Regions from separate parts of the Homo sapiens genome. Here region 2 is linked to region 1. A link is a contact called in ENCODE Hi-C or POLR2A ChIA-PET data. All regions are on one chromosome and are shown on one strand. The core of a region is the stretch at or near the end of the contact, and the rest is flanking DNA. Distances in the headings are between cores, read along the strand shown. Region 1 holds the start of SOBP (sine oculis binding protein homolog). Region 2 holds the start of ARMC2-AS1 (ARMC2 antisense RNA 1).

Region 1 (3,551 bases), core at 681-3,180:
CCTTATCCAGTAATAAAACCCCTAATTCTGATATTTAGGTTGCTTCTGACATTTCTGAGAAGTAAAGCTAAGCATATGCACCTAGGTACGCATACATATATGATATATATCCATGCGTCCCCTGCTAAGCGTGAGCTATGATAGAAAATGCTTGTTCTAATGAAGAAAGCGTCAAAGCGCAATAAATTTGACTTACTTGCACACCATTTTCATCCAGTTTGTTTTTTAAATACAAACTGAACCAAAACTGGCCAAGTAGTAGTATTAAGCCACCTGGTAGTATTAAGGATTTCATGCAGAAGATGGGGAACACCAAGAAGACCGCAAAATGCAAACCTGCTACTTTTTGATGGCTCGCAGAAAAATAAATAAATTGTTTTATATCAATAGAGACTCGTGAAATCAACACAGAATAAAACCCTCGCCCAGGCAAAAGCCGCAACTTCATGGAAAATAAGGAGGTGGGGGGCAACGAGGGGGTCCAGAGCTGAGCGGTGCTCTTGTGCAATTGCTCTAACGCGAACAGCTGGAGCGCCAGGCTGCTGCGCTCTCCACCTCTGGTGCACCGCTGGCCTGGCGGGGAGCCCAGCCTCGCCGAGAGGACTCCGGGCCGGCCTTAGCGAACAATGGACAGGCGCCCTGCAAAGGCCGCCCCTCAGACAGCTGTCCTCCAGCGGGGCTGGCCGGGGTCTGCTTGGCTGGGAAGTGAGGCAGGCAGAGGCGAGCGGGAGGCGGAGGCTGCCAGTGGTGAGGTGCGGGCGGGGGCGGGCGAGGAGAGCGGTCAGGACCGTGCCCAGACCCGCGCCTCTCGGGCCGCAGCTCGCCGGGCACTGACGGGCTCTTCACGCCGTCGCAGCTGGTTGGTTGGGGGGAAGCGGGATTGAGGAGCAGGAGGGTGAGCTGGGGGAGAGGGGTGGAATAGAGCTCTCTCCGGGGTGCCCCGGCCAGGAGGCTCCTAACTTTGGAGGGACCCTGAGGATGATTCTCAAAAAGGGGGGAGAAACTGCACCGTCCACTGGGAAAGCCTCTTCCCCTGCCCAACGCCGCTCGAGTCCCCGGTGCCCTCGCCCTGAAACGCGTCCGTGCCAACCTGGGATTCGTAAGGTTAAATAGTATGTGGTCCCCCCTCATCAAATCTGAGGTTGGCAACAATTTCGGGGATGCAGCCCTCGAGTTGGCCTCTGCTTTACACCTGGAGGAGGAGCGGAGCCGTTCTGGGCATCCTACAGAAACTGACAAGCGCGCCCCGGTACCCCCCAGATCCATACCACGGCCCACGGGGAGCGGGCGCAAGAAAGAGCTCAGTCTCCCTGGCCCCCGAGATCAAAAAATACCTTCATCTCCTCATTGATCTCCCTTTTCACTGGGTGAGCCGGCTTCCTGCTCCGTTTATTTTCGGGAGGTCTCCCTTCTTTCTCCATTTCTGCCATGTTTTTGTGTCTGGTTTCTGTGGAGATGAAATGGCTGCTGCCGCCGCCGGCGGTGGTGGTGGCGGCGGCGGCGGCGGTGGAGGTGGTGCTGATGGTGGCGAGGCTGGCGGAGGTAGCGGTGCTGGCGGGGCCGGACCGAGCCGCGAGGGGGAGGGCAGGCGCCGAGAAGCGGGGTCTCTTCTAGCGGCGGAGGACGTCAGTGGCTGTCACGGGTAAGGATAGTGCGGAGAGTCTCGGGGATGCCGCCGCCGTCGCTCCGGCTCCTGCTGCCGCCGCCGCCGCCGCCGCAGCCAACGCCGCCGCTGCTGCCGCTGCCCCTGCCGCCCTCGCTGCCGCTGCCGCTCCCGCCGCCGCCGCCGCCGGGCCGCATCCTCGGGGCCCCGTGGAGTCGTCAGCCATCTTCCGTCGCTCGGTCCGTCCGCATGGGCGCGGGGAGCAAGGGCCGGCGCGGAGAGCGGCCCCGGGCGTGCGTGCGCGGCTGTGTGTGAGCCCGGGAGAGCGCGCCAGCCCCGGCGCCCAGCGCCTCCCGCGAGCCGAGCCGGGGGCGGGCCGGGGGCCGGCGCGGGAGGAGGGGAGGGAGCGCGGCCGGGAGGGGGTCGGAGGGAGGGGAAAGGTGGGGGGGGCGAGGACAGCCCCCCGGCTCTCGAGCGGGCGTGGCTTCCACCGTCACTGGATACGCGGATGCTGCGCGGCTCCGGGGGCTGCTCGCAGCCGCCTGTTCATCCGCGGCGGGCACGGGCGGCTCGCGGCGCCCCCCGCGGCCGCCACCTCCCCGCCACACGCCAGGGGCGCCGGCGCCCGCTCGGAACCCAGCCCTGCTTCTCAGCTCCGCGAGGTGGGCTGGGTTGCGTGTGGAGTTGGTTTTTGAGCCCGTCCTAGGAGCCGCTGAGGAAAAATGAATGGGGGTGAAAGGAGAAGGTTGGGCGGCGGGAGGTCGCGAGACCTGAGGTCGCCTGGCTAGAGGGCCGCCGTCCCCCGGGGAGGGTTGACTGAGCCTGCCGCCTCGGGGGTGCAACGCTGGGGTCTCGGGGAAAGGAAACCACAGCCCGGACGAGCTTCCCCCCACTGAGCTGCCAGAATAGTTTCCCCCTCCGGGGGCCACCGCAGAGTGCGCGGAGGCTGGAGACCCCTTGGAGAGGTCCCCGCGCCCCGCCCGGCCGGTCCTCCACGCGGCGCTGCCTCGGACTGCAATGGCAATGAAGCTTTTGCCTCTCAAAGAACTACTTAGAAGTAGGACATCTCGGCCTTCAGCCCCTTCATTTCTTTTTCCCCTTGTTCCTTCTCTCTTTATCTCTCTCTCACTTATGCCCTGCTTCAAAGTAACAGCTTTACGCGTGACCCCGCCTGCACCCTTATCTGGGTGTCCTGGGTTTCGCCCAAAAGGTTGGGCTGAGTGGGAGCTTCTGGGAGCGCACGGTCCCGCGTAGGGTCCCGCTCACCCGGACCCCGAACGCCCTCGCCACGCCCCGGTGGGATCCTCCCCTCCCCGCCTGGTTGCACTTTCTCCTCCCGACTTCCCAGCTAGCGCCTGCCCTCCATGGAGCGGTGCTCGCTCCCTCTGCGCTCACAAGTCCCCTCTTTGGCCCTCTCCTGCCACGCCTGGGGCCGAGGTCTGATTGAGTCTGTCCCTGTCCCTGGGTTGAGGCATTGGGGGTGACGACTGGATGATGTTTCTGTGATACGCGCGGCTCTGAGCGCTCCCACACGTTGCAGAGGACACATTGACGTTCCCGGCTTCTCCTTCCCGCGCCTCGACACTTCATAATTACCTGACACAATGCGATATGGGGGTGTCCATTGTTCCACTGCATGTTACTGTGGAGTGTTCGTTATGACAGTGGTGGAACTTAAAATTACACAATTTTTTTAAGTTCCTAAAAGAATGAATTCCGTGTGGGGATATGAGTAAGCTTTCCATTAAATCTCAGTTTGGCCTGTCAAACGAGGCTCATTCTGGGTATTACATCGCCTAATTTGCATTTTAGCATTGTTTTGTTTCTTAAATGTCACATTAGAGATACATGGGCGTGTACGCAGGAGAGCTGAGTACCTCCACGTTGCCTATTTTGCATTTTAGCATCATTTTGTTTTTAATAAACGCCAACTTAAAAACATCTGGGA
Region 2 (3,551 bases), core at 569-3,068, 1.4 Mb before region 1:
GTCAGGAGAGAAAGCCCACATTTATATGTGACATGTCATTTGATTGAAATTCCTACCCATTTACTGCACGTGATACACACAGTTGAGTAATATACAATACCTCACGTATTTCCAAATTTGTCATTTGTGGTGCTGGTAGAAATAACATGCATGAAACATATACCATACATTTGAAAAATACACAGCAATAGCTCAATAGATGACACCATCAACCTAGTTGCTCAAGCAGAGATATCCCAGAATCCTGCCTTTCTGCTTTCTGTTACTCCAAGCCATATTGGCTTTTTGTCCATAGCTCCCAGGATAATATTCAGTTCCCTGACCATGGTCTACAAGGCTCAACAGATCTGTTCCTTCTCAACCCGTCAAGCTTCATCTCATACCATATATGCCCCCATAAACTCTACTTAATGCTAGGTTATTTAATATTATGGTTTACTATCTGTCTACTCCTCCAGACTAGACGCTTCAGTGAAGGCATAAACCTTGTTCATCCTTTTCACCATTGTACATCCAGCTCCAAGTCCAGTGCCTGGTACATGGTGGGCGCTCAATAGGCATTTATTAATGGAATGAATGAAGGGGTGGACATCTACAAAGGAAAGACTGGGATATCAGAACACCATGGGCTAAGCAGACAATATCTCTGAGGTAGACAGATTTTAAGATTTTTTTTGAAAGCAGAGGAGTAAAAAATAATGGATGAAAGAAAAATGGACTCTGTAGTTACCCAGCTCAGGCTAACTTGTCTATGTTTAAGACCTTTCAGAGGCCGATCAGTCGCTTCCTCTTCCGTGTTAACAAAGCATCCTGTTCCTGCCTCTATAACCCCCATCCATCACAGAATAAAAAATAACGGATGAAAGAAAAATGAACTCTCTGGAAGGGGACCAGCCTCTGTGTATTTGTTCTCTAGCCTATCTCATTTCTGACAGCAGCTCCTTCCCAAGCTCCTAAACTCCCGGGCCCCACCCCTTTCCCCACCTGACTGGTCACACGTTCACCCCTTCTCTCCATCACCAGCGTCACTGGTTCAGTTTAAGCTCACTTCATCTCTTACCCAAACTCTACAGCCCCCTGGATGGGCTCCTTCCACAGTTTGCCCCCATAGCTGCTCACTGCTGCCAGAGGGGGCATCTCAAAGCTCCGCCTTCCCTGCTCAAAGGCCTCCTGCGACTTCCGGCCCAGCCAGTAGCACCCATAGCCTAAAGGTTCCTCAGTCTCTGAAGTGTGGTTTATCCCTCCAAACTCATCTCCTTTGCCTCGGCACCACCCTGGCCATCTTTCAGACTCTGCACCACATGAGGTCCTCAACCCTTCATGACGCCATGCCTTTGAATAGGCGGCTTCCTCCGCCCAGAGTGCCCTCGATTACACTTTGCCACCCCTTCTCCCCCGGGCCATCTCCTGCTCATTTTTTTCTTTTTTCTTTTTCGAGACAGAGTCTCGATCTCGGCTCACTGCAACCTCCGCCTCCTGGGTTCAAGCGATTCTCCTGCCTCAGCCTCCCGAGTAGCTGGGATTACAGGCAAGCACCACCACACCCTGCTAATTTTTGTATTTTTAGTAGAGACAGGGTTTTGCCATGTTGGCCAGGCTGGTCTTGAACTCCTGACCTCAAGTGATCCGCCCGCCTCGGCCTCCCAAAGTGCTGGGATCACAGACATGATCCACCGCGCCCGGCCTCCTGCTCATTTTTCAAAACCCAGCTCAAGATAACTTCTCTGTGAAGTCCTTTCCGAGGCTGATCAGTCACTTCCTCTCCTTCCTCTTCCGTGTTACCAAAGCATCCTGTTCCTGCCTCTACAACCCCCATCACAGAAGCATTGTCACTTGTCTTCAGGCATCTTCTCTCCCATGGTGAGCTCCTCTAGGGTACAAACCACTTCTTATTCCTCTTTCTATTCAGAGGACAACAAATGTGCTCATAAAAAGCTCTTAAATGTTCAGCTACTGGAGGGCTGGAAGAGTGAATGAGAAGGGGAAGGAGGAGGGGAATGAGGAGGGGGAAGAAAGAAAGAAGGGACAGGAGCGACAAAAGAGAGGTTTTTCCCTTTAAGACACCTCTGGCAAGAAAGTGCGGGAGCTTAGCAGAGGCCTGGGTGAACCAGGGCCTAAAACCCTGAGGGAGAAGGATCAGGAAAAGGCCACCACGCAGATGCAGCTCTGAAGGCCCTGTATCTTGAGAGACTTGTCACCAACCTCTGAGAGCCACCAATCTCACTGTGGGATGATGGTGGGGCCCTGAATGCTCAGACCAGTGGCCTTTTCTGGAAAAAATGCAGGAAAAAAAAAAAAAAAAGGGTGTGGGGAGGAGAGTCTAGCTAAATCATGTGGTCACAGTAAAGGCAAGTTCCAAGTCAACCCATTTAACTGAATTTTGCTCCTACTTTTGAATTCATTATATACAAGTGAAAATTAAAAAAAAGAAAACAAGAACTCTCAGTTGAACAGAGATAAATCTGTGAAAATTATCAATGAGTTCTGTGCTCTACAGCAGGGTCTTTATTTCCCACCCTCAAGAAAAGCCCACCCACTGGGCCCTCCCCCAAAGCAGGAGTTAACCAAAGCCCAAGCTTCATGCTTGGAGGTGTGCATCCATTTCTTTCTTAACTTTCTATTCTAATTTATATTATCTATAAATGCACAAACTTAAACACACATTTTTCTTTTTTATTGTATATAATCTTTCAAACCACCTCAAATCCCTTACTTAAAAAAAGTCTTGTTTAGTCTCTAAAGGACTTAGTAGAGAAATTCTCAACCTCTTAAGTAGCATTTCACCAAGAAATAGCACACTGAAAAACACAAGTTTTAATTCCTATCTTTTCCCCCATCTCTTAACTTGCAATCCTGTGGGACTTGCAATCCTGAAGGCAGCCCATAGGAAGAAGAAAAAAGAGAAGAAAATGACACTGATAATCCACAAAGAGGACTAATACAAATGTAAGTTTCCTTGCTTATTAGCAATTGTTAGGTGATGTTTAGGACAAAAGGGGACCTAAGGTTTTGGTAAATACCCAGGAAGAAACATTCCATTTTGCTTCTGGTTACCAATCTACTACTGAAAAATGACTGAGCTACACTTGACAACTTTCTGGTGCTCACTTTTCTGAGAAAGCTTCTTTCCATGTTCCCCAAATTATTTGATCATAACAGGTACCACCCTCAGTCAGGGAAAACACCTGGAGACTTGGCAAAGCTACCCAGCTCACATTGAATTATGTAAGCCTCAAAGTTTTCATTGTGTAGTCAGTATTGGGAGACCCATTTTAAAGGGAAAAAATGTACTAAGAAGAAATTAGATCATTTATAAATGCACAACTACATTTTAATACAGTAAAATGAGAACTCAAAAGCTTTAGCTTCTGTTTTTTTCAAGTTGACTATAGGTACTTAATTATCAATTTCAAATTGTGTTTTCAACTATTAATTAATTGAGAAACCTTAGCAAACACAGGAAATATTTGTCTTAAAATATGGGGCTGGGCCCAGTGGCTCAGGTCTGTAATCCCAGCGACTCTCATGGCTGAGGCAGGAGAATCGCCTGA

What was found. Hi-C counts contacts between places; a loop is a spot of excess contacts on that map. ChIA-PET counts read pairs that join two places held with the same protein, here RNA polymerase II (POLR2A). Pooled maps may share reads with other maps.
Region 2: a map of gastrocnemius medialis shows a loop between it and region 1 (9-fold over the local background). The contact joins the promoter of ARMC2-AS1 here to the promoter of SOBP in region 1. A Hi-C loop is called at or near these places in 1 of 168 maps with a recorded cell type or tissue (gastrocnemius medialis) and 1 of 50 pooled maps. POLR2A ChIA-PET finds 5 or more read pairs at or near these places in 2 of 52 experiments (MCF 10A and activated CD4-positive, alpha-beta T cell).

The regions. Positions count from the first base shown.
Region 1 is chr6:107,488,496-107,492,046 of GRCh38, reverse strand. SOBP (sine oculis binding protein homolog) reads right to left here and starts at 1,930. Exons shown (of 7, transcript NM_018013.4): 1 at 1,335-1,930. The coding sequence starts at 1,430. RefSeq lists silencers at 1,551-1,610, 1,651-1,700.
Region 2 is chr6:108,922,370-108,925,920 of GRCh38, reverse strand. ARMC2-AS1 (ARMC2 antisense RNA 1) reads left to right here and starts at 1,818. Exons shown (of 3, transcript NR_104137.1): 1 at 1,818-1,860; 2 at 2,877-2,946. All of the region lies in intron 10 of ARMC2 (armadillo repeat containing 2), which reads right to left.